4 separate regions of the Mus musculus genome follow, and regions 1, 2 and 3 are each linked to region 4. A link is a contact called in ENCODE Hi-C or POLR2A ChIA-PET data. All regions are on one chromosome and are shown on one strand. The core of a region is the stretch at or near the end of the contact, and the rest is flanking DNA. Distances in the headings are between cores, read along the strand shown.

Region 1 (6,704 bases), core at 4,024-6,523, 160 kb before region 4:
GACTTTTTTGAGCCTGCTGTCTCCACATTGCCCAGATCTGCTTCATGACTACCTCTCTAACTCCAGCTCCAGGGGCTCTGGTGCCCTCTTCTGACCTCTTTAAACACACACACACACACACACACACACACACACACACACACACACACACACACACACATTCTATTCACCCACATAATTAAAAATTTAAAATCACCCATGGTCATTTGCATCATAAAATGAGTTACTAAGACTTGTTCCTGGTAAGAGGAAGGAAGTGGACCCTATATTTTGAAGAGAGGGGCTTCAAAGAATCTTGGGACATATTTTTAGGCCATTATTCTTTGAAAGCTGCTGTAGTGGCACACATACGTAATCCCAGCACTCAGGAGGCAAAAGCAGGAGAATCAGGAGCTCATGGCTCCATGGAGAGTTCGAGGTCAGCCCGGGCTATCGGAGACCCTGACTCAAAACTAAAAAAAGAAATGATGTGGAAGCCAGATGTGGCAGCGCATGCTTGCTGGCCTAGCTGTTCTAGCACAGCTGTAATACCAGCACTTGGGAGGCCTGGGATAGGAGAGTTACAGGTTTGAAGCCAGTATAGGCTACATGGTGAGTCCCTGTGTAAAACATAAAAATAAAAAAAGGACTTAGACCCAAAGAGCAGGGTAATTCACCTAGTCAATGCGCTAGGAAGACCTAGGCTTAATCTCTTCCACACATCCAACATATTCAGAAAATCATCATTTAAGCATGTCTCCACTACGAACTTTGGTTTGTTTGTTTTTTTGAGACAAAATCTTACTATATAGGCCCTGGATGACCAGGACCTTGCTATGTAGAAGATGCTGACCTTGAACTCACAGAGACCTGCCTGCCTCTGCCTTGAAGGTACTGGGATTAAAAGTGTGTATAGAGTTGGACAGTGGTGACACACGCTTTTAATGCCAGCACTTGGGAGGCAGAAGCAGGTGGATCTCTGAGTTCAAGGCCCGCCTGGTCTACTGAGTGAGTTCCAGGACAGCCAGGGCTACACAGAGAAACCCTGTCTCAAAAAAAAAAAAAAAAAAAAAAGTGTGTATAGAGAGCAAGCCCGAGACTGTAAATCACTTGGCAGTTAGGACATGCACACAAGATTTGTCTTTCAAATATGCTTGGTTTATTATCACAAACATTCCTTACAATATACTAATATAAAAGTTAGACATCCTACCAAGTGGGGAGCAGTTGTTTGGGCAGAAATGCTGCCGCAGGGTCCCACTGTTAGGATGCCTCGAAAGCTTGCAGGCTTGACCCACATCTACCATGAAGTCCTTTGGCTACAGCAGTCTGGAAGGATGGCACCCATGAAGGTCTAGGAGGTCTTTGAGAGTGTAGGCCAGCGCTGACAGTGGACCCAATGACAGCGCTAGAAGTTCTAAGTCATTGCAATCCAGGCCACACACAGTCTCCAGGGCTCTTGCCAAAGATATCAACACAGAAGCTAGAAAGGCCATGTTTTGTCATCGTGGCAGTGGGATCATAGAGACCGTTCCCAACGCTCACATCTTTGTATCATTTCATTGGGGGAGTAGCTTTGTGTTATCAGGGCTCACAGCTCGGGGCTGGTTCACTAGCACACCAACACTACCTTGGAGTTAGTTCATCAGTTTATCTAGGCCTGTCCTAGACAAGGCGCCTAGCTGAGCCTGCCAGGGTATCGCTTCAGAGGCCTCGCTCTTATCAGTGCTACCTGATGGCAAGCTCAGGTATCAGTGATTTCAAGTCCCGTGTTCCTCACAGATGCACAGCACCATGCTTGGCTCAGCGCAGACACTGTTGAGGTGTCTCACGTCCTCTTGTTATTGTTCTCCTAGTATATACTCCCGGAGAACTCAGGAGAGGGTGTCACAGGGGATCTTTATTATTATTATTGGTTATTTTATTTACATTTCAAATGTTGTCCCCCTTCCTGGTTTTTCCTCTGCAAATCCCGAATCCCATACCCCCTCCCCTTTGCCTCTATGAGGGTGCTTTCCCACCCATCTACCCACTTCAGCCTCACCACCCTAGCATCCCCCTACACAGAGGCATAGAGGACCAAGGGCCTCCCTCCTATTGATGCCAGATAAGGCCATCCTCTGCTACATATGCAGAGGGATCTTATGGCTTTATCTTTTTCTCCTTGGTTCATTTTGTTTTTTGTGTACACTCTGGGGTCTGCCAGCAGCCCCCACCATCAGTTTCATGAAGTGCAAGGGTCCGATGACCTGTCCAAGGTCACAAAGGGCTCAAACCCAATGTGAGTACAGTGGGTAGGAACCTGTGCCAGTCTGGGGAGGCTCTCCACTGCCTAGGAGATCCTAAGCCAGTTCCCCTGACCCTAAGCTTCCTCCATAGATTTGCATCTTTTGAGAGCCTGCCAGGAGCCAGGCACCAGGTCAGAGCAGGGAGTGTTCTGATGGGAATATACCAGTCCAAACGTGAGCTGCGTGCAATCCCAACAGGGATGAGGGTGAAGAAGAGGCCCCGGAGGCCGTGCAGGATGACACAGCAAAATGCTACAGAGATGAGATAGGAAGAGTCAGCTTCAGGAGTGAGGAACATTCCAGGAGAGTACTGGGAGGGGCACTCGGCGCCATGGGACACATCCAGGCTTGAAAGGAGGAATGTGAGAGGAGCCCACTAGAAGGGGTTGGAGCTGACAGGGTCACAGTGGCTTCAACAGGGCCTGAGCACGCAAAGGCTGGGGATGTGGCTCAGCAGTAGAGTGCACACCCAGGGAGGAAAGATGACTGGGAGACACCCAACTGAGCACAGGCTTGGTGACCTCGGTTGCTGTCCCACTCCTTCAGAGTTACCATCACTCCCTACCTCTGGCCACAGGCCACAGTGCCTCGTAGGCAGCTCCATAAACTGTGGCTTTCCTTCCTCCCTCCCTCCCTCCCTCCCTCCCTCTCTGCTTCCCTTCATTCTTTTCTTCCTTTGTCTTATTTTGGTTTCTGCCTGGCCTCTAAGGGTTACCTTAAGAAACACTACTGCCAGGCAGTGGTGGCGCACACCTTTAATTCCAGCTCTTGGGAGCCAGAGGCAGGTGGATTTCTGAGTTTGAAACCAGCCTGGTCTACAGAGTGAGTTCCAGGACAGCCAGAGCTACACAGAGAAACCCTGTCTTGAAAAAAACCAAAAGAAGAAAAAAGAAAGAAAGAGAGAAAGACTACTTTGGCTGGATGGGATGTGTGTGGTGTTGCTCAACTTTAATCTCAGCAACAACAATACTTTGGGGCGGGGGCTACAGAGATGTTTGACATTTAAGAGACTTACTGCTTTTGCAAAGGATCTGGGTTCAATTTCTAGAACCCACATGGTGGCTAACAATTTAATCTCTAAGTCCAGTTCCAGGAAATCTGATGCCCTCTTCTGGCCTCCTCAGCATCAGACATACCTGAAGTCAAAACATTCATACGCACAAAATAATAAAATAGTCAAAAGATTACTTTGGGGGCTGGAGAGGTGGCTCAGTGGTTAAGAGCACTGACTATTCTTCCAAAGGTCCAGAGTTCAAATCCCAGCAACCACATGGTGGCTCACAACCATCTTGTAATGAGATCTGACAGCATTTTCTGGGTGTCTGAAGAAAGCTACAGTGCACTTAGACATAATAATAAAGAAATCTAGAAAGAAAGAAAGAAAGAAAGAAAGAAAGAAAGAAAGAAAGATGGCTTTGCTTTATTTATGCATTCATTTGAGGCAGGGTCTCCTGTAGCAGGCTGGCCTTGAACTTCTGATGTAGCTAAGGGTAACTTCTGGTCCTTCATTCCCAAGTACTGGGATTACAAATGTGCCAATGGCCATCAGATTCTGAGGGTCACACCCAAGGTTTAGATACGCCAGGCAAGCACTCTGCCAGGTGTGCTACACCCCTAATCTCTAGAAATGGGTGATAATTGGTTCAAGGTTTGTGAGGCTGTATTTAAATCTTACCTCTCTTTATCAGAAAGGCCATAAGCCTCAGATGTTAATGATGTGTGGCAGCACTGAGGGACTAAATCGTAGTGTTGTGTGACCTTGCTGCCACCTGGTGGCTAAATTCCTGCAGCCCAGCCCAGTGCTTCCTGCTACTAGTGTGAAAACCCAGTAAAGTTTTGTTTTGTTTTGTTTTTCTGTTGGACAGACTTAAAATGTGGGCCTAGTCGGCTGCAGTCTCGTGTTAATATCTCACCTCAGCCTCCCAAATATTGAGATTGAAGCTTTGAGCCACGATGTTCACTGAGAAAGTTGAAGTTCAATCAGCCTTTAAACACACAGACACACTTTGTTTTTGTTTTGAGACAGGGTTTCTCAGTGTGGCCCTGCTGTTCTGGGTGCCATTCTGTAGACCAGGCTGGCCTTAAACTCAGTAATCTTCCTGCTTCTGCTTCCTTAGTGCTGGGGCTAGCGGCATGGTTTTAAATGGGTGTTTGTGAGTACCTGAGTGTATGTATGTGCACCATGTGATTGTAGGAGCCTGTGGAGGTCAGGAGGTCTCAGGTCCCCTGAAACTGGAGTTAGAGGCAGCTGTGAGCCACCACACTAGTGCTGGAACCAAACCCAAGTCCTTTGTGAGATCAGTAAGCGTAACTGCTAAACCATCTCTGCAGTCCTGTTTGGTGTTTCTTGCTTGCTTGTTAGGGTCTCTCTGTATAGCCTTGGCTGGAACTTGCAGAGACCTGCCTCAGCCTCCAAGTGCTGAGATTACAGGTGTGTGCTACCAGGCCTAGCTTCAAACCGTTTTTTCTTAAAGGCTCTGCCAGTCTTCCATTCCATTCTTAGGGTGTCACAGATCAATTGACCTAAGCCAAATCAATGGAGATTTTGGTTCGAAAATTTGGTAAATACATCAAGAAGAGAATGCACTCCTTGTTTTACTCTCTAACCACTCCCCCTTCAGTGACCTGCCCTCCCGCTATCCCCGTGACTGACAATCATAACAGCTATAATAACCACATTCCCTACGAAAGCGTTAGATCAGGACGAACCAAGGCAGAGCAGGATGGAGATGCTGAGGTGGGGGAGGAAGGAGCTAACGTGCCCTTCCAGGGCCGTGCTGGACACACGTGTCAGTCACTGCAAGATACAGACAAACAGCGCCTCCTGGCCAAGGGTAAAAAAAAAGGGACAAACAAGCATCGCAGAGCTTAGCAGAACAGGCGACTCCTGAAACAGCCACAGTACGGGGTCTCGATTCTCAATTTCCGCGCGGAGTGACGCGCAGAGGCGCGTTCTGCGCAGCTGCAGTGGGAGGACCGGCGCGTGCGCGGGGAGGGCGGGGCCCGAGCAGAACCTCGCGCAAGCGCGCGCTAGGCAAAGCGTTTGGCGGGTTTTTCCTGTGCTGTGCTCCTCACGGAGAAGCTAAGGTGTAGTCCTCGGAAGCAAGTTTTCTCTCTGGATCGAGACCTCTCGAGGGCTTTTGAAGTATTTCTCTGTGACCTGGTGGCTGGGGTCGTTTGAGGGCTTAGGCCAGGTGGTCTCGTGACACGTCCCTGTCACCTTCCGGTAAAGCGAAAGGATAAGCGTCTGCAGGGTAGAGCTGAGGTCGGGGCCCGGCGGCAGGCGCCCGGCCACTCCCGGGTCACCATGGCCGTGTCCACCCAGCAGCTGGCGGAGGAACTACAGATCTTCGGCCTGGACTACGAGGACTCCCTGTTGGAGAAACGTGAGTCCCGAACCGAGAGGATCGCTTCCAAGTTCTATATGCTTGTGTGGTACCTATTGGGTCCCGACTAAACAACAGGTGACATTACCAATAGGAGACATTGGAACCGTTTGCATCTCATACCTAGTCATCTCTTGCTCAATGACTTTTCTCATTAGAGGTTTTTTTGTTTGTTTGGTTTTTAAAGACAGAGTCTTTCTGGGTAACCCCAGAACTCATTATGTAGATTACTGTGCTGGCCTTGAACTCACGGAGATCGCCTGCCTCTGCTTCCCGAGTGCTGGGGTTAACGATGTACACCACCATGCCCTGCTCATCAGAGTTTTTAGTGATCTGTGCAAATAGGAATTCCTCTAGGTGGATCCTAGTCCTTTATTTTAGCTTTGGAAGAAACTTCAAGGTGCTTATTGGCTCCCTCTCTTTATAGATGGAGGGACATGGGCAAGGAGACTTAGTTGCCTGATTGTGTGCCGACCCCTGACTTTTGCTCTGGAGTACAGTGCCTCATCCTATTGCTCCACAGAGACCAGTGGTAAAGATTTAAATCACACATCTCTCCTGGAAGATGTGTGCATCAGTGTCAGAATAGCAGTGTGTGTACCCCTTGAAATTCTTACTGTAGGAAATAAAACCGTAGTATAAGTGGGCTTGCCTGTTACCCCAGCACGTGGGAGGCTGAGGCCTGGAGGATCATAGAGAATTCAAGGCTAAGAGCTGAATTAGTGCCATCCTGTCTGCTTTGCTTGCTATAACTCCAATATCTGACACCTTCACACAGACATACATGCAGGCAGAACATTAATGCACATAAAGTAATAATATATACATTTTTTTAAAAGAACTTGAAATCTTTTGAAGATTCTGTGCCCTGGGGCTGGAGAGATGGCTGTGTGGTTAAGGGCACTGACTGCTCTTCCAGAGGACCGACATTCACTTCCCTGCACCCAAGGGATCTGCAACTCCCATTCCAGAGGATCCTGTGCCCCTTTCTGGCCACCTCAGGCACTGCATGCATGTTGTACACTTCAATGCAAGCTAAATACTCATGCAT
Region 2 (6,740 bases), core at 3,967-6,466, 210 kb before region 4:
TAAGCAAACACACAAGAAGAAACTGGTTATCAAGGAACTTGCCACTCTCAGTCAGCAGTCAGCAGGAAGTAGCCTAACAATATCAATGCCCCTTGCCCCTCTCGCTTTCTTTCTCTCTTACCTAGTGTTGGGGGGCAGATGGGATTGGGGTGCAGAGGGTGGTAGGTAAAAGAACCGACCAATAAAATAGCCAATTCAACCCAGCCTCATCTCATTAGCCCACTCAGGGGCTAGAGTTGCATTTGATATATCCCCATTTCCCAAGAACCCCTCCCCCATCTGCCAGTAAGTTCCTGTGGCTTTAACAGCTTTAGTGAGGTCTAAACAGATTACATATTTAAAATGAGTATCTTTTTTTTTTTTTTTTTTGTTTGTTTGTTTTTTGAGACAGGGTTTCTCTGTATAGCCCTGGCTGTCTTGGAGCTCACTTTGTAGACCAGGCTGGCCTCTCGAACTCAGAAATCCACCTGCCTCTGGCTCCAGAGTGCTGGGATTAAAGGCGTGCGCCACCACGCCCGGCTTCAAAATGAGTATCTTGTTTCAATATGTCATATATCCATGAAACCTTTATAGTCAGAAGAATAAAGAGGTCACCACTACCACCACCCACCACCCCCTGCCAAAAAAAAAAAGTTTTCTCAAGGTCCTTGGCAATCCCTTCCTCTCACCCTTTTCATCCCAGTACTTCCCTCACCATGAAACACTACAGTAGTGTGAATTCCCTAGAACTTCCCCTTGCTTCCTCATGGGTGTTTGAATGAGAATGGCCCCCATAAGCCTATATGTTTGAATACTTGGTCCCCAGTTGGTGGGATTGTGTGGGAAGGATTAGGAGCTGTGACCTTGTTGGAGGAAGAGTGTCAAAAGTCCATTGCATTCTCAGCCACTGCTCCTGTCCCCTCCCTGCCTGCTGCTGTGCTGTCACCATGACGGCCATGAGCTCACCCTCTGAAACCATAGCCCCCATAATGGCTTCTTTTGTTTCTTTGTTTGTTTTTTCCAAGATAGGGTTTCTCTGAATAGCCCTGGCTGTCCTGGAACTCACTCTGTAGACCAGGCCAGCCTCGAACTCAGAAATCTGCCTGCCTCTGCCTCCCAAGTGCTGGGATTAAAGGCGTGTGCCACCACTGCCTGGCCCATAATGGCTTCTTGTCTAAGTTGGCTTGGCCATGGTATCTAAGCATGCAACAGAAAAGCAACTAAGACATCTGCCCCTTCTTCTCTCCTTCCTATTCTTCCTGCTGGGGCTCGAACCCAGAGCCTCGTCTATATTAGGTTTTTGTTTGTTTGTTTTTAAGACAGGATCCTGAAGTTTCAAACTTGTTATGTAGCTGAAGATGACTTGAATTCCTGATGCCCTGCCTCTACCTCCCAGGCGCCGGAGCAAAAGAGCACACCACCATGCAGTTTAAGCTGTGCTCGGCATTGGATGGAGGGTTTGAATGGTAGTTTGAATATGCTTGGCCCAGGAAGGTGTACTATTAGGAGGTGTGGCCTTGATGGAGTCAGGGTGTAGGCGGGGCTTTCAGAGTGTAGGCGGGGCTTTGAGATCTAGTGCTCAAACTCTGCTCAGTGTGGAAGAGTCTCTTCCTGGCTGGCTTTAGATCAAGATGTAGAACTATGGGCTCCTCTAGCACCAAATCAGCCATATGCTGCCATGCTTCCCACCATGATTATAACGGACTGAACCACTGAACCTGTAAGCCAGCACCAATTAAAGGTTTGTCTTTATAAGCGTTGCCTCGGGCGGCTGGAGAGATGACTCAGCTGTTAAGAGCACTGACTGCTCTTCCAGTGGTCCTGAGTTCAATTCCCAGCAACCACATGGTGGTTCACAACCATCTGTGATGGGCTCTGATATGTTCTTCTGGTGTTTCTGAAGTCAGCTACAGTGTATTCATATACATAAAATAAATAAATCTTTTAAAAATTAAAAAAAAAAAGTTGCCTTGGTCATGGTGTCTCTTTATAGCAATAAAACCCTAAGACAGAGAGCTTTGTGTGTGCTAGACAAGCGCTTTACTCCACTGAGCTACATTCCAAGCTCCATTTATTTACAAATTTGTTTGATATTTATGGTTGTTTGCACATGTGTGCACCATTTCGGGCAATGCTCACAGAGGCCGGAAGAGGGCGCCAGAATCCCTGGAACTGGAGCTACAAGTACTCACGTGGGTTCTGGGAACTTGAACCACACGCAATCTTGCTGCTCTTGCAGAACCATGAATCCAAGATGAGTTTATGCTACACAAGCAAGGCTGCATCTCAAAAACTAAGGAGACTTGCTATTTTCCATTTTTGTGCTCTGCTTATTACAATTGTTGGAGCAATATAGACACAATGTTATTCCCGCAGTTCACCATCAGGTTCATCCTTAATGTCGCTGCTCTGAGGGTTTACAGATACAGTGCACACAATACATGCCCTGTATCTACCACGACTGTAGCTTCCTGGCCTTGAAAACATCCTGTGATCCATCCAGTCAGCCCTTACTCCTCATCTTCTGCTAACCAGTTATCTCTTCATTTTGTCTTTTTTCTTCCTATCTTTTCCAGAAAGTCTAAGGTTCAGAATCATTCAAGACACCACTTTCTCAAGATGGTCTTTAAGAAGGCTCAGTGGGTAAAAGTGCTTGATGCCAAACTCGGCAACCCGAGTTCGATTCCTGGAACACACATGGTAGAAAGAGAGAACAGAAACATGGACACTAACGTGACTTATACATGCCCCTTGTTTCAAAAAAAAAAGAAAAGAAAAGAAAAAAAAGTGAATCGGTCTGGAGGGCATTGCCTGAGGACCAGTTTGTTTCTGCAGCTTAAAAGTAGACTCCATATTCCACCTTTCATGCTGAGGCTGGCACTACCCTCAATGATCATCTCGTCAAGTTCATTTCCTGGTGTGACAATGAATATGGGGACAGAACCAAGGTGGTGGCACTTAGGGTCCACATGGCTTCCAAAGAGTAAGGGCCTCTGGGCCACCAGGTCAAGCGGGATCAGGAGAGGAAGAGAGGGATTTCTTTGTTGGGGGTGTCCTTGCCCCTACTCAGCACCCCAACACACAGAACATCCCCTCCTTATAGTACTGCACCATAGGTCAGCAACAATGTTCAGGTCCCTCCAAAAGGGACACCTGCCACCTTTTTGACTTGAGCCATCCTTTTCTGTCCCTGGATTTTAAATATTTATTTATTTATTTATTTATTTTGGTTTTTCAAGACAGGGTTTCTCTGTGTAGCCCCCTTTGCAGTCCTGGAACTCTCTCTGTAGACCAGGCTGGCTTCAAATTCACAGAGATCAGTCTGTCTCTGCCTCCAGAGTACTGCCATTAAAGGCCTGTGCCACCACTGTCCTGCTACAACATTCTTTGATCGGGCTGCCCATGTCTCTTGACCCCTTCAGCCCACCCTTATTTAACCTCCTTTGCTTGTACAATTCTGAGCCACCTCCAATAGAATGACATCTAAACTAGCAGGGCTTAGTGGTAAATTCTGTAATCACAGCAGTTGAGAGGTGGCGGCAGGAGGATCCGGAGCTGAAGGCCAGTCTCAGCTACATACAGTTCAAAGTCGGCCTAGGCTACGTGAGACCTTATGTCAGGGAGGGAAGAGCTGGCGAAATAGCTTGGCAGTTCTAGAGGGCTTGCTGCTCCTCTAGAGGTGCTGGGTTCAGTTCGCAGCCTTCACATCAGGCAGCTCTTTGATTGCCTGTAACTCCAGCTTGTGAGGGTCTGAAACCCTCTTCTGCCCTCTTGTGCTTACTTGCATGCATGTGCACACATAAATAAAACAACAAAAATCTGAACCCCTGAATCTGCCTAACCCTGCCACTCTCCCCTCTTTTCTCCCCGGAGTAAGCAACACCCGCTACACCTCATGTCCTCTACCTGCCTAGGCTTTCTTCAGGCACCACCCTACCTCTCCCCCGCCCCCGGCCACGCGCATCTCCCCACCCTTGCCAAAGTTCCTGCCTTTACTGACACCTGCATTAGATGAGGCTTCAGTCGGGGAAAGTGTGTGGACCAACCCTTCCTCTCCATTAACCATGAAGGCAGAGGCGTCTTCATCAGCTCATGCCCAGCTGAGCATAACGCCCAGGTGCGAAAGTTAGACGCAGTCAGCTCTTAACTTTTGGAGTGTCGAGGTGCCTAGAATCCCAAGAAAAGCACCATCTATTCAATGAATGCTTGTCCATCTTATGTAGCTTGATCGGCCATGCTGTGACCTCTATAACTGTGAAGAGCCTTGGGACCGCTCCAATCCCTCTGCATCCTTGATGCTCCAAACTCTTGTAGTGCGCCCAGGGGGATCTGCAGGTCCTGTGTGAGCCTGCCCTGGTGTTCCGGGCCTCTGCTGCCCTCTCCCGGGTCAGGTAACCCCCACAAGGGAGCTGATCCCAGGTGCGCAGACCAATTACTTGAAAGAGAAGGCCAGAATGCTACACAAAGATTGGCTAAGGCCATTGTCCCTCTTTTTTTTCTGCACGGTTGGGGAAATCGAGGCACGGATTTACCTAAGGCCATGCAGGGTGTGCGCAAAGACCGCTAGGGCGGAGTGCTAGCTCTGCAGGCCTGCGCCCTAAGGTGAGGGGGTGGGGAGCTGGCTCAGCCCTACAGCGGGTCTGCGGCAGGGACCGGCCGGGGTGGGGCTACCGTTTGTCTAGCGTCCGGCAGAAGTCAGCTCTCATCCAGCCAGGGGCAGCTCCAGCAAGCAGTTGCAGCCACCAGAGGTAATCCCTGCTTCGCCGAGCGCCGGCTGGGCTGGAAGACAGCTGCAACCCAGAGGCACGCGGGGGCGCAGGAGGCGGGTGGAGGACTGTGTTGGCGGCGTCACTGAGCCGGATCGTCCCCAGTACCTTCCCGGAGGGCGACATAGGGTGGGGCCGGCGGCTCTGCAACTCGAGCTGCGGCCCTAGTTAAAAATACCCCTTGCCCTACCCTCTCTCTGGCCGGCGGTGCCCTTCTGTCCCAGTCCAACCCTTCTCACCCGGACCGGCGACCGGCTCCTCCCGGGAGACAACTCTGCCATTTACCAATTTGTCCTCTCGCAGAGCTGGCTTAGAGTCTGCAGAGGAAGGGGGCGGGGGGAGGGGACTGAAAGACACCCTAAGTAAGAGATAGTAAAAAAGTGTTGCGGGGGAGATAAGGGAGAGCCTAGAGGGAGCGGGGTAAGAGCCTCGGGCGTAGGTGGAGGACCAGGGAGGGAGGGACCAGGGCCGAGGGGCGGTGGAGGAGGGCGGGGAGGAGGGCAGGGAGGAGGGCAGGGAGGAGCGCTCTTCCTGGTTGGGCCCTGCCCTGAGCTGCCACCAAGGAAGCCAGCCCCAGGGACCGCAGCAATCTCCCAAACTCCCCTTCCCCAGGTAAGAAGTTGGGTGTCCAGACTACGACTGTTTGACCCAGGCCACTGCTTCTGGGGTTAGGGGGCTGTCGCTGATCAGCCCCTGCTTCAGGTCTTCTGTGTGTTTGCCTGAGGGTTAAGGGTCCGGAAGCAGCTCAACCCAGGCGCTCAGCTCAACCTGTCCGCTGTAGCTGGGCCAGTGTCCAGTGCTCTGATGTTCAGCTTGTGGAAAGGCATCAGTGCGTGGAGTTTTCAGTTCCTAAGCCGAGGAAAGGGGCAAATGAACTAGATGCTTGGCAGCTTTGTGGAGGGGAAGTTACAGGCAGGCAAATGGTGTCAGGGATCGTACCTGGAGTACCTCTGCTCTGCTGCTGTGGCTGGCCTCCACCCTATCCTACCTGCCTGGATGGCTGATACCAAACTGTCACCTCTGGGCGGTAAGAATAGGGAAAAGAGAGGTGGTGACCAGGATACCTAGAAACTGGACACCCCTTTCCAGATTCTGAGAGCCTAACAACAAGGTGGCTGAGAGTCCCAGGCACTGTAAAGGGAGCAGTGACCCATGTTTGGGGAGGAATGAGTCCAGGAGAATGTCGGCAGGCAGTTGTGTTTTATCCCTGGGAAGGCCTGCATCTCTACCAGGCCCATGTGTTCCCCAGGATGACAGAGGAGTTAATCACCCCTGTGTACTGCACCGGGGTGTCAGCCCAAGTACAGAAGAAGCGGGACAAGGAGCTGGGCTTGGGCCGCCATGAAAACGCCATCAAGTACCTGGGCCAGGATTATGAAACGCTTCGGGCAAGATGCCTGCAGAGTGGGGTCCTCTTCCAAGACGAGGCCTTCCCTCCGGTTTCTCATAGCCTGGGCTTCAAGGAACTGGGTCCTCATTCCTCTAAAACCTATGGCATCAAATGGAAGCGGCCTACGGTAAGAGGGCCACTCTGGGTGGAACTTGGTTCTGATGGTGGTGGGCAATGGGACTGGGCCCCCCCATTATTCGTGGTGTCTGGGTACCAGTTTCTAGGAGGGACTGGCCCAGGAACATGACCGTGGGTCTTGTAGGAACTGATGTCAAACCCCCAGTTCATCGTGGATGGAGCCACCCGGACAGACATCTGCCAGGGAGCACTGGGTAGGCCCCCAGGGGTGGGGTTCTGGGCGTTTGCCCCATTGTAGTTCTCCGTTCCCGTTCCATTGGGCACTGCCCCAACTCCTCCCTCCTGCAGGTCCAGACAGGTTTTGACTATCAGCATAGGTGCTGGTTCGCCCAGATTCCTGGGTCTTTTCTGTAAGCGGAGGGGAGATGAAGGGTACCCCACCCAGGGAATCCCTGGTGGCCCCCGGCATCCCACATACACAGCACCTCCCTCCCCTGGGCAGATCCGGAAAGCAAGCCTGATGAGGG
Region 3 (6,331 bases), core at 2,787-5,286, 190 kb after region 4:
CGATTTTTCTGATCCTCCCTTTGACCCCACAGCATTTAGCTAAGGAAATGGGATGCTGCTTTCAGCTGTCCTGGCAGATGAAGGTCCTTCTTGATATAGGGTAGAAACCAACTTCCCTTTAACTTCTGTGGGATGGTCAGCTTCTTGCCCTATGGGATTTTATAGAAGACACTGGCTGGCTGCCCCCACCCTGGGAATTATCACATTTTGACTCAACTGGTATTTACAACATGCCTGGGATATAGCAATGAACAAAATAATTAAGGTATATTGTCACCTTAGTAATGTGTCATTTGTTTTTGTATTTTATTTATATTATTTTACTCTTCCCTAACACCCCAACCCCCAGGAGACAAGGTTTCTCTGGGTAACTATGGTTGTCCTCTAATTTGCTCCATAGACTAGGCTGGCCTCAAACTTAAGAGACCCAACTACCTCTGCCTCCTGATTGCTGGTATTAAAGGTGTTCACACTACACACAGCTTTTAACTTGCTTTTTTGAGACAAGTCTCACTATATAATCCTGGGTGACCTAGAATTCATTAATCAGACCAGGTTGGCCTCCAAGTCAGAGATCTGCCTGCTACTGTCACCCAAGTCCTAGGATTAAAGGTATACCTTCTCACACTTATTCATTTTATACAAGGTCTCACTACATAGCCCAGACTAGCCTCTTGCCTCAGCTTGTAGTATTGGGACTTTAGATATCAGCCACCACTCCTGGACAGGGTTGACATTTTTAGAGGAAGAGACAGCAAGTTCCCATTGTTGACACCTCTAATACCCTGAGGTTTCTGTGGAACTTTCTAGTTTTTCAGATCTGACAGCCTTTGGACAAGTGGCCCCAGACAAGATAGCTACACAGTATGTCCACATAGCCAGGAAGACTTCTAAGCTCCACTCTGGCCATATCGCAAGTAAACAGTAAAGGAAATCTTACTTCCCCATCAGGATATGGCCAGTAAGGAGTCTGAAGATAAGCCAAACTCAAACCCTCCTTTCCTCTTCTTTCCTTCCTTTTTTTTTTTTTTTAAGACAGGGTTTCTCTGTGCAGTCCTGGCTATCCTGGAACTCACTCTGTAGACCAGGCTGGCCTTGAACTCAGAAATCCGCCAGCCTCTGCCTCCCAAGTGCTGGGATTAAAAGTGTGTGCCACCACGCCCAGGTCTTTCCTCTTCTTTTAAAAGGAGTCCTTGGGGCTGGAGATGGCTGAGTGGTATGAGCACTGGCTCTTCTTCCAGAGGACCCAGGTTTTATTCTCAGCATCTATACACTGGCTTACAACTACCTTTAAATCCAGTCTCTCTTTGCTGGCACCAGGCAGGCATGCAATGCACAGACACACATGAGGCAAAACACCCAGACATGTAGAATTAAAAAACAAACAAACAAACAAAACCCCTTTTTAATGTGTGCCAGTAGCTTGGCTTGGATTTAGGCTCCTGAAAGCTCTGGAAATCAGCTTGGGCATCCATGCTTCACATGCTCATTCAGTGTTTCCTGGGCCTGTGGCAGTCAATAAACATGAGCTAGGTGATCTGCTAGTGGTGCTGAGGAGACAGCGGCAAACAAACAAATCCCCACAGTGCAAAGGTTTATGATGTTAAAGAGTGACCCGGACTGACGGTACAGAAAGCAGAAAGCAGAGAGAAGTACATACAATGAAGGAGAAATTGTGTGACTTTTATATAAAAGAACTTGTTAGAAGACCTGGAGATGACTCGGTGGTGAAGATTGTACTTGCAGCATGCACTCTGGGAAGTTTACAACCAGCTCCAGCTCCAGGTGCTCCAACCCCCTTTTCTAGACTCCAGGGGCACTTGCACTCAGAAGAACAAAACCACACTTGGATACATATATGTACATAATTACAAAGGCTGGAGAGAAGGCTCAATGGTTAAGAGCACTTGCTACTCTTGCATAAGACAGGGGTTCAGGGCTGGAGAGATGGCTCAGTGGTTAAGAGCACTGACTGGTCCTGAGTTTGATTCCCAGCAACCACATGGTGGCTCATAACCATACATTTGTAATGAGATCTGGCGCCTTCTTCTGGAGTGTCTGAAGACAGCTACAGTGTACTTACATATAATAAATAAATAAACCTTTTAAAAAAAGGTGTTGGGGGGGTGGGGGGGTAGGGGGGTGGGGGTGAGATAGCTCAGTGGGTAAGAGCACCCGACTGCTCTTCTGAAGGTCAGGAGTTCAAATCCCAGCAACTACATGGTGGCTCACAACCATCCGAAACAAGATCTGACTCCCTCCTCTAGAGTGTCTGAGGACAGCTACAGTGTACTTACATATAATAAATAAATAAATAAATAAATAAATAAATAAATCTTTTTTTAAAAAAGTGTTCAGTTCCCAGCACCCACAATGCCTCCTTCTGGCCTTCACAGGCACTGTGTGTAATGGGTGCATGACATACTCAGGTGAACAGACATAAATAAATAAAATAAAATACATAAATTAAAAAAAAAAAAGCCTCACGGAGCCAAAGCAAGGAAGCAGCAATGGCTCCACCCCTGTGAGGCTGTTGTGAGTAACAGTGGTGATGCTTCAGTTCCTCAGGGGAAGACTGGATGTTCTGAAAGATGGCACAACTCAGAACTCACAAGAGAGAAAAATGCCGTGTGCTGTCATATGCCTGTTGTCATCCTTGTGACAAGTCCCAGGCCAAGCAGGGCTACACAGTGAGACTTCACCTCAGAACAAACAATAACAAAAGGCCTATTGGCTTTTCAGTACTTCTTATGCTGAACATATTTTGCACACAGATCAAATCCAAGTGTTATTATTAATGCTCCTGTGATGAAACCAATCCTTTACTTCTGCACATAAACTCTTCTCAAAGTGGCCAAATGGACCCGAAACCATTTAAACTGGGAACACTTAGAAGTAAGGCTAAAGGGCCCCACTACACCCTTTAGGCATGTTATCAATATCTGTGATAGTTATTTTTGGTTGTCCATTTGACTACATCTGGATTTCACTAAAACCCAAAAATGGAAGAACACATACGTGAACAATTTTGCCTACTCTGAAGTGGGAAAACCCACTGCTTTGTGTTTTTAAGAGGATTTCTCAGTGTAGCCCTGGGTGTCTTGGAACTTGCTCTGTAGACCAGGCCTGCCTCTGCCTCCCCAGTGCTGGCAAGCTGGCTTGGTGGAAGATCCACTTTGAATTCACATCTTTGAGGAGGGAGAACACACCTTTGTTATTCAAACCTATTCTTGTTATTCAAAGTCAGAAGATGCACCTTCTGCTGGAAACTAAAAGAAAGACATGAAACAAGATTTTCCTCCCTGCCACCCCCAGGACAGGGCTTATCTGTGTAACCCCGCTTGTCCTGGAACTGACTCTGTAGACAACGCTGGCCTCAACTCATAGAGCTTCGCCTGCTTCTGCCTCCACTGCCAGCCTGCTTTTACTCTGCCTACTTGCTCTCACTCTCGTTGACAAGTCCGCTCCTTCACTGTCATTAGCGCCTACTTCTTTGGGATTCTGATGTATAATGAAGACCAACTGAGACATCCATTCTTGTTGACTGAATGCCTACTGGAATTTTGAACCTTCCATGTATACAGCCACATATATACTATTTTAAAAATAGAAATCCAGTATTAACGGAAAAATCTTGCTAAGCCCCCAGGCCTGTGCAATCTTATGCAGACACCTGGGTGGATCTCTAAATCCCTTCAGGTCTACTGACTCCCCAGGGTTCAAAACCCCACTCCTTAGCTTCTTACTCAGGGTGACACCTCACACTGCCACTAAGAGGCTCGCCAGAACACTGCCTCTAGACAAAGCCTAAACATGATCTGAGTGACCGGCGTCGCACCCGGTGGGCGTCACGTGACAGACTCGGCGTTCCTCCAATCGCTGTGCGAGGAGCGGGGATTCCATCTAGTACTTGGCCTCAGGTTTACAACGTCCTGCTCTTCCATTCCCCAAACGGGCCGGCTTTTTGCTACCAACCAGCTAGCAGTGATTCTCAAGTGTTTCCCTTTCAAACAGCTTCAAGGGGCTCGGGCCTATAGCGCACTCAGCTCCGGAAGTGACGTCTCCCAGAGGGGCCGGAAGTGGCAGTGGAGGGAGGGAAGATGGCGGAGGTGGTGAGTCCGGTGCCCGGGGCGGGGCGGAGGGAGCCAGGGGAGGTGGGTAGAGCCCGAGGCCCCCCAGTAGCCGACCCTGGCGCCGCGCTGTCTCCCCAGGGGGAGATAATCGAGGGCTGCCGCCTGCCCGTGCTGCGGCGCAACCAGGACAACGAAGATGAGTGGCGTGAGTGACGTCGGGGGGCGGGTCCAAGGAACCTGAGGGCGAGGGGCGGGAGGGAGTCAACGATCGCACGGGAGGGGGAGGGGCTTCTGCAATCCCGGGGCGGTCGCAGATACTCGGGAGGAGGGGCGTGGCTTTTGGACGTACGGAGATGATCCGGGCGGGGCTTGGAGAGAGGTGTCACTTGGTGACTAAAGGGGTCTTGAACCAGCCCCTCTGAGTGCTGGGACACAGGCCTCCAGCCTGGAGGTGGGATTCAGGTCGAAGGGTGGAGTCTCCTGACCTGCCCTGGCTAAGACTCCCTGTCTGTGTGGTTCTCATAGCCCTGGCTGAGATCCTGAGCGTGAAGGACATCAGTGGCCGAAAGCTTTTCTATGTCCATTACATTGACTGTGAGTCCTGGGCCTGGATGGAGTGGGGTTGCTGGAGAGGGTTGAGGGCAGCCTCTGGCATTCCCTCCTGAGCCGTTTTCACTGCTGCAGTCAACAAACGTCTGGATGAATGGGTGACTCACGAGCGGCTGGACTTAAAGAAGATCCAATTTCCCAAGAAAGAGGCCAAGACACCTACCAAGAACGGACTTCCTGGGTCCCGCCCCGGCTCTCCCGAAAGAGAGGTGGTGAGTAGGTCCCCCATTTCATCTTTTCTCTCCTGCCTCTTCCTTCTTGCATCTCTTGGCCTCAGGGGTTCCTGAATGGGCAGGAGGCAGCATTCTTCTGCCATGGCTTCAGCTTGCAAAGGATGGGGACCAAGTTGCAGGCGTAGCTTCCAGAGTCCAGCACTGCCTTGCTTTAGAGAAGGCAGAGGGTGGGATTCCATGCTGAGGGGCCCATCCCCCCCTTCGCCATCCCACCACCATCCCCACCCCAGAGGAAGACCCTGGACCTATCTCTGCAGCCGGCCTCCGCCCAGGCCAGCGGGAAGACCTTGCCAATCCCGGTCCAGATCACACTCCGCTTCAACCTGCCCAAGGAGCGGGAGGCCATCCCAGGTGGCGAGCCTGACCAGCCGCTCTCCTCCAGCTCCTGCCTGCAACCCAACCACCGCTCAACGGTACCCTCAGCAATTCCAGGGACCTTGCTTTCTTCTCAGGTCCCACCTTCTCTACCTTCTGACCCACCTTTCCTGGTTTCTCTCTGCAGAAACGGAAGGTGGAGGTGGTTTCACCAGCAACCCCAGTGCCCAGCGAGACAGCCCCAGCCTCGGTTTTCCCTCAGGTGAGTCTTCCAGTCTTTTTTCATGTGTCTGAATGTTTTGTCTGTGTTTTGCATGTGTTCTACTTGCATGCCTGGTGCAGGTGGGCAGAAGAGGGCATTGGAGCCACTGAAACTGGAGTTAGAGATGGTTGTGAGCCACTCTGTGGGTCCTGGGAAAAGAACCCAGGAAGTCCTCTGGAAGATCAGGGCTCTTAACCACTGAGCCATCCCAACAGCCTGCCTGGTCTTTCCCCTCTTATTCCTTGCTGTCTAGCATCCTCCTCCAGGATCATCTCACGGTCGCTCTTTCTCTTGTGTCTTGTCCACAGAATGGGTCAGCCCGTAGGGCAGTGGCAGCCCAGCCTGGACGGAAGCGGAAATCTAATTGCTTGGGCACTGATGAGGTGGGTCTTGAGGAGCAGAGGGAGAGGGAAGCCGGGAAAGGGGGAGTGGGCTTGGGCATGGTGTTCACTCGGTGAGGCCTTAGGCAGGGAGGGTGGTGGCTGGGAGCCAAGCAGATGAACCCCTGGGCCTCTTCTACTCTCAGTTTCTCAGCCTCGCTTTATTTTGGAAGTGGAGGTTGGTGCTTTGCCCTTAGCTGATGTTAGACTTGCAGGAAGAAGCCAATGGCAGTGTCGTGCGCCACGCTCTGCTTAACTGCTACCATCTAGTATTTGCCATCTGCCTTGGGCAGGATTCTCAGGACAGCTCAGATGGAATACCGTCAGCACCACGAATGACTGGCAGTCTGGTGTCTGACCGGAGCCACGACGACATTGTCACCCGGATGAAGAACATTGAGTGTATTGAGCTTGGCCGGCACCGCCTCAAGCCGTGGTACTTCTCCCCGTACCCACAAG
Region 4 (6,659 bases), core at 2,961-5,460:
CTCAGTGAGGGACTCTTACCCTTTCTCCAGGATACATTTGTTAGCTGTCCCGACCTCCCCACCCCCACCCTCTCACCCCTCCCCCATCCTGAAACAATGCTCTCTCCCACATGACCGATCTCTACTTTGTCATCTCGGTAGGTTTTTTTCCTACAGTGGGAGTTGCCCAAGTTTGTGTAGCCAACTTAGAGGTTCACATTGTTCCAAAGTTCTTTAAAAAAAAAAAAAAAAAAATCAGCCCTGGGAAGTGGGTGGGTGGGAACTGCAAATTCAGTCTTTAGAAAACAAAATCTCCCTGCAACCTCCGAGCCCTTCCCCCTCTTCCCCGCCTGCCTTGTGCCATAATAGATAAAAATTCCAGGATGGGCTATCATTCCCCAGGCCCAGGAAGAATGCAGGTCGGCTTGCCCAGTCTGGTCTCTGGCTCCCAGGACTAAACTGAAAGGGAGAAGTAGCCGAGGCCTTTGTAACCTCCAAGGGGTGGGTGGACTCCAGTGTGCTCGGAGGATTTCTGGCCCACTGTCTTAATTCTGAATTACTGCTGCTTCACTCACTTTCAGGGTCACAGCTCCTTTAGGCCACAGCCTGGAAGTCTAAAATCCTCCATGTTCTTGCCCCACCCCTTTGTTTACAGAATCAGCTTCTTCCAGCCGGCTCTCATCCTCTCTTCCTGCACATTAGGAAATTACCACTCATAAGTAAGTTATTGGGTTCCTGCCCAAGGTCACAGGGATGTTTGTCAGTGATGTGCATGCCAGAAACAGGCACTCAGAGCTTCTTCTGGTTTTGACTGGGTTCCTTTGAGAGGAGCAGCAGGGCAGGTGACTGGCTTAAATGGCTGTTTCTCTTTTTTGTGTTGGTGGTAGCCTGAGCCAGCCAGGACTGCACAGTGAGACCCTTCTATACAAAGTAAAAGACAGTTAGGCATGCAGCTCAGAGGTAGGTTGTCTACCTAGCAAGCTTGAGGTCTTGAGTTCAATCTTTTTTTTTTTTTTTTTTTTTTTTGGTTTTCTGAGACAGGGTTTCTCTGTGTAGCCCTGGCTGTCCTGGAACTCACTCTGTAGACCAGGCTGGCCTCGAACTCAGAAATCCGCCTGCCTCTGCCTCCCGAGTGCTGGGATTAAAGGCGTGCGCCACCACGCCTGGCCGAGTTCAATCTTTTAACTTTGGAAAAGACCCACGAAACAAAAGAGGATGAGAATCAGAGTGGTTTGGAAATTACCAAAGCCTGTTTGTGAAGTAAAATAAAAGTTAAGAAGGGGGAAGACAGTGGGCATTTGGGCCCTAGCAATAAGAAAAGGTAATCCAGAATGTTCTCTAGAAATATTCCCGTGGCGTTCACTGGGAACTCCCTTGCTGCCTTCATAAACCATGTCTTTTGGTAGTTTCTGGAGTGACCCTGCTGCCTGTTTCTCTCTCCAAACCCTGGGAGTTGCCCAGTGCCGCACAGCCATTCCAAAAGCAAGGAAAAGTTTGTATGATGTGTGAAGGAATCAAGAAGATGGACTTACAGACAAGCACTTTAGGGGGCGAGGGAAGGAAGGGGGAAAGGCTTGCCTAGTTTCCCTTATCTGCAGGGTTTCTAAAACAACAACAACAACAACAACAAAACAAATCTCCATAGTTTATGCCAGAAGTGAGCCCCGCCTTTAATCCCAGCACTCAGAAGGTAGATCCTGACAGATCTGAGTTTCCAGGCCAGCCAGGGATACAGTTTTAGGACAATATGGCAGTGAGACTCTGTCTCAAAACATGTCACCCTATACACTTTATCATTTTTTTTAATTCCAGACAGGGTTTCTCTGTGTATCTCTGGCTGTCCTGGAACTCACTCTGTAGACCAGGCTGGCCTTGAACTCAGAAATCTGCCTGCCCCTGCCTCCCAAGTGTGCCACCACTGCCTGGTGACTTTATTTTTATTTTATTTTTTAAAGAAACAACAACAAAGCGTGGGGTCTCCTATCTGTCTTGGCTCACCTGGAACCCTCTATGTAGAACAGCCGGCCCCGAACTTGCAGAGATCCAGCCCTACCATTTTAAAGATTGGTTTCATTTCCCTGGCCTCCAGAACGGTCTTAGACCCTCCCCCCAGCAGAAGCAAAGCAGAAACAGAAGGTCGGGGGAGGAGAGGGAGGTGGGTAGGTTAAGAGGAACGATGAAGAACACCTTCTGCTAGTTAACTTTGCCTAATTATAGATGAATCACAGATGCCCGACACTCAGATCACCGCCCATAATTTAGGTGACTCAAGTTTTTGTCCTTTCAGAACTAAAATTCTAAAAAATTTCCAGGCCCAAAGCATCCATCAAGTGTGCCTCTAGAGAGGAACCGTTTGCACTCAGTAACATTCCATTCTTTAGGGCTTCTTACAGACAGAAAAAGAGAAAAGTAGGGCAGTTTTGCAAGGGTCACCTGAAAGCTGCTTAAACAAGCCCCAGGCTTGGTACACACAGCTTTAATCCAGCACTTGTGTAAGGACCTGAGTTTGAGGCCAGCCTGGTCCAGAAACCCTGTCTCAGGAAAAATAAATAAGGAAGAAAGAAAAAGCTTAAACTGGCCATTGGGATGGGAAGGGAGGCAATGGTCTAACACTGGACCTCCAGCTTTGCTAGAGCCCCACCTCAGTCTAAGGGTGCCTCTCTCCTTTAGTTTTATAATAGAATATTCATGTAATTTTATGTCCTTAGTGACTATCAGCCTGTATGGTCATTAAGTTCTGTCTACCCTGGGAAAGCCTCTGCCCAAACCTCCCTATTCACAGGTCCTAGAACGTAGAGGTGGGGAGCAGGACGGTGCCGCCAGGCCGTGTGCGATCGCGAGCTCTGGATCTCAATGCGCCCCGGGGCGCTGTTTCCCACGACTCCAGCAGCTTTTCTAAAAATCCAGGCAGCCTCCAGTTTACGGGATCAACCCGAGACTCGCTTCCCTTTGAAAATTCTAGAGTATAAAGTAAACGTACGAGCAAAGTATGTGTCTTAACACTTAATGGATGACATAGAGACCAAAAAAGCCATGTCCGTGGGCCCAGTAGGCCGCAATAAGGGGCGACCAGGAAACTGCAGCACAGCCCCCCGCAGCCGCCCTGCTCCCACACCAGTCATTCCAGCACCGTGGTGAAGGCGCTTGGGGGCGGGGCGGGGCGCGCCTGCGCAGCGAGGCTCTGCAGCAGAAACTTTGCCTAGACCGGCTGGAACCGGTTAGAACCGGTCGAACCCGGCCGGCTGCCAGCCCTCGATTCAGCAGCTCACAAAGGGAGGCGGCGACTCACGACCCGCGTATCCTTGCGCCTCTCCCCACCCCCTTTGTCCTCGCGACGGGTTCCGCGGTCCTCCCCGCCCTCCCTGGCGCGGCCCCCGCTTTCTGCGCCCAGTGACGCTTTCTCCATGGTCCTGGGAGAAAGAGAAAAACATCCTTTCCCCTCCGTCGTAGTTTTAGGAAGCGATGAGATAGACCTGGGGACCTTGCCGCCACGGGCCGGGCTCTGACGGTTATTAGCGCAGTGCGGGTGGTGCTCGGCATGGCCGCCAAGGTCGCCGTGCCCTCACCTGCAGCGACCATGGCCTTGCTGGGCTGAGACCGCAGCCTAACATGGCGGACGTAGGCAAGCACCAAAGCGCTCGTGTACCCGGGCTCGGAAAAGTGGCCCCGAGAGCAGCCGGAGGCTGCAGGTCGTCCCTACAGGAGCATTCCCAGTATAAACCAGTACAAAGTGTCACCACCTCAGAAGCCACTCGCAGGGCCGGTCACTTTCCGAGAGACCTCCATCTTGTTTCGCATGAAATGGCAGCCGCTCGGGGAGTTACAAAATGGGAAGTGGAAGCTGAAGCTGTGGGAAAGCCTGTTTTAACACTTGCAACATACGCTATACCCTCTGTCCTCCCAGGAAAACGCAAAAGGTGTTGAAACATCTGAAAAACTTGGGGCTCCCATTTTTAATAGCTATTAGTTCATGTTTTTTCTCCTTGTGACCAGAAATTTTAAACCTATTTGTACCTATTTAGCTGGTACAAGCTAAACATTTCTCTGTATTAGCAAGGTCCAAGAGGCCCACACGACGTCAAGAAAAATCTAGAAACTTGGAAGTCAGGATCTATTTTTAACTCTCTGAGGAACTATTTTTCTTCCTTCACCAAGGTGGTGGAGGGTTACTAGGTTCCGGTGGAGTGACGTGTCCCTTTGCAATAAATACCGGCGCTCCGGGCTCTGCGTCAGGCATTCAGGCAGCGAGAGCAGAGCAGCGTAGAGCAGCACAGCTGAGCTCGTGAGGCAGGAGACTCAGCCCGAGGAAATCGCAGATAAGTTTTTAATTAAAAAGATTGAGCAGTAAAAAGAATTAGAACTCTAAACTTAAGCTAATAGAGTAGCTTATCGAAATATTACTTAGTCTTAATAATCTAAGAAGATCTTAAGAGATAACATGAAGGCTTATTTAAACAGTTTGAAAAAGGAAATGAGGAGAAAAGTATTTGTACTGTATAATGGAGGCTGACCAGAGCAGTTTAGGAGATTGTAAAGGGAGGTTTTGTGAAGTTCTAAAAGGTTCTAGTTTGAAGGTCGGCCTTGTAGATTAAAACGAAGGTTACCTAAATAGAATCTAAGTGGCATTTAAAACAGTAAAGTTGTAGAGAATAGTTTGAAAATGAGGTGTAGTTTTAAAAGATTGAGAAAAGTAGGTTAAGTTGACGGCCGTTATAAAAATCCTTCGACTGGCGCATGTACGTTTGAAGGCATGAGTTGGAAACAGGGAAGATGGAAGTGTTAGGCTAGCCGGGCGATGGTGGCGCACGCCTTTAATCCTAGCACTTGGGAGGCAGAGGCAGGCGGATTTCTGAGTTCGAGGCCAGCCTGGTCTACAGAGTGAGTTCCAGGACAGCCAGGGCTACACAGAGAAACCCTGTCTTGAAAAAACAAAAAGGTTAGGCTAGTATTTGGAGAAAGAAGATTAGAAAATGGAAGTGAAAGACGAAGAAGACATACAGGAAGGTGAAGAAAAAGCTGTTAGAGAAGATAGGAAAATAGAAGACAAAGCATCTTTAGAAGACAGAAAAGGTACTTAAAGGCACAGGTAGTAGGAAGCCGAAGAATAGAAGATAGAAAGAAGCAAGATAGAAAAACAAAATGGAAGTTAAGACAACTTTGGATGCCAGCATTCAAGATAGGCAAAGAAGATAAGATTGAGGCCAAAAGGTTGGATAAGATATAAAGTCAGAAGGAAATTATCTTTAAAGCCATAAGTTCAAATTTCTGATGGAGCGAGCAGTTTAGAAGAGTCTTTAGACAGCCACATACAAGATTGAAGCTAGCAATCAAAGCTACTAGGACTGAAGTAAAAAGTTAAGGCAGAATGCCTTTGAAGAGTTAGAAGAATATTAAAAGCCTTAACTTGTAGCTTAATTTTGCTTGATGACAAAAGGACTTTTGATAACAGTTTCAAGATTGTCAGCATTTTGCATTGGACTTGAGCTGAGGTGCTTTTAAAATCCTAACGACTAGCATTGGCAGCTGACCCAGGTCTACACAGAAGTGCATTCAGTGAACTAGGAAGACAGGAGCGGCAGACAGGAGTCCCGAAGCCAGTTTGGTGAAGCTAGGAAGGACTGAGGAGCCAGCAGCAGCAGTGCATGGTGAAGATAGCCCAGGAAAGAGTGCGGTTCGGTGGAGGAAGCTAGGAAGAAGGAGCCATACGGATGTGGTGGTGAAGCTGGGAAAGGGTTCCAGGATGGTGGAGCGAGAGCGAGTTGGTGATGAAGCTAGCTGGCGGCTTGGCTTGTCAACTGCGCGGAGGAGGCGAGCAGGCATTGTGGAGAGGATAGATAGCGGCTCCTAGACCAGCATGCCAGTGTGCAAGAAAGGCTGCAGGGAGAGCATGCGGTGCGGTAACATTCCTTGAGGTCGGCAACATGGTGGTGGTTTTCTGTAACTTGGATGGTAACTTGTTTACTTTGTCTTAATAGTTATGGGGGAGTTGTAGGCTTCTGTGTAAAGAGATATATCTGGGGCTGTATGTAGGCCTTTGCGGGTGTTGTAGGTTTTTCTTTTTCAGGGTTATGTCCTCTTGCATCTTGTCAGAAGCTTTTGAGGGCTGACTGCCAAGGCCCAGAAAGAAGAATGGTAGATGGCAAGTTGTCTTTAACCGCTCAGAGGGGAATGAATGGTAGAGCCAGCACAACCTCCCAGTTTTGTAAGACGTTGTAGTTTGAACAGATGACCTACCACAAGCCTCACTCCTGTGTAGGGGAGGTAATTGGGCAAAGTGCTTTTGGGGGAATGGGGGCAAAATATATTTTGAGTTCTTTTCCCCTTAGGTCTGTCTAGAATCCTAAAGGCAGATGACTCAAGGGAACCAGAAAAAAGGAAATCCACTCTCAGGATAAGCAGAGCTCGCCAGGTTTACAGTTTGTAGGAAGTAGAGGATGGATGCTAGCTTTCACACTGAGTGTGGAGGAGCTGGCCATGGCGGAATTGCTGGTAGTTTACTCTTTCCCCCTCCCTTAATGAGATTTGTAAAATCCTAAACACTTTTACTTGAAATATTTGGGAGTGGTCTTAACAGGGAGGAGTGGGTGGGGGAAACGTTTTTTTTCTAAGATTTTCCACAGATGCTATAGTTGTGTTGACACACTGGGTTAGAGAAGGCGTGTACTGCTATGCTGTTGGCA

The links. Hi-C counts contacts between places; a loop is a spot of excess contacts on that map. ChIA-PET counts read pairs that join two places held with the same protein, here RNA polymerase II (POLR2A).
Region 1: POLR2A ChIA-PET joins it to region 4 with 26 read pairs in Patski. The contact joins the promoter of Pola2 here to the promoter of Malat1 in region 4. A Hi-C loop is called at or near these places in 1 of 37 maps with a recorded cell type or tissue (heart). POLR2A ChIA-PET finds 5 or more read pairs at or near these places in 3 of 5 experiments (Patski and embryonic stem cell).
Region 2: POLR2A ChIA-PET joins it to region 4 with 15 read pairs in Patski. The contact joins the promoter of Capn1 here to the promoter of Malat1 in region 4. POLR2A ChIA-PET finds 5 or more read pairs at or near these places in 3 of 5 experiments (Patski and embryonic stem cell).
Region 3: POLR2A ChIA-PET joins it to region 4 with 13 read pairs in Patski. The contact joins the promoter of Kat5 here to the promoter of Malat1 in region 4. POLR2A ChIA-PET finds 5 or more read pairs at or near these places in 4 of 5 experiments (Patski and embryonic stem cell).

What each region holds. Positions count from the first base shown.
Region 1 is chr19:5,962,775-5,969,478 of GRCm38, reverse strand. Pola2 (polymerase (DNA directed), alpha 2) reads left to right here and starts at 5,273. Exons shown (of 18, transcript NM_008893.3): 1 at 5,273-5,653. The coding sequence starts at 5,575.
Region 2 is chr19:6,013,723-6,020,462 of GRCm38, reverse strand. It overlaps Capn1 (calpain 1), which reads left to right and starts at 5,216. Exons shown (of 22, transcript NM_007600.3): 1 at 5,216-5,357; 2 at 5,995-6,262; 3 at 6,398-6,467. The coding sequence starts at 5,996. It overlaps Gm10814 (predicted gene 10814), which reads right to left. Exons shown (of 5, transcript NR_045783.1): 2 at 6,107-6,234; 3 at 4,651-5,594; 4 at 3,980-4,146; 5 at 2,004-2,665.
Region 3 is chr19:5,607,799-5,614,129 of GRCm38, reverse strand. It overlaps Kat5 (K(lysine) acetyltransferase 5), which reads left to right and starts at 4,036. Exons shown (of 14, transcript NM_178637.2): 1 at 4,036-4,112; 2 at 4,212-4,278; 3 at 4,599-4,667; 4 at 4,758-4,894; 5 at 5,173-5,328; 6 at 5,418-5,492; 7 at 5,801-5,875; 8 at 6,166-6,331. The coding sequence starts at 4,101.
Region 4 is chr19:5,800,223-5,806,881 of GRCm38, reverse strand. It overlaps Malat1 (metastasis associated lung adenocarcinoma transcript 1 (non-coding RNA)), which reads left to right and starts at 4,210. Exons shown (of 1, transcript NR_002847.3): 1 at 4,210-6,659.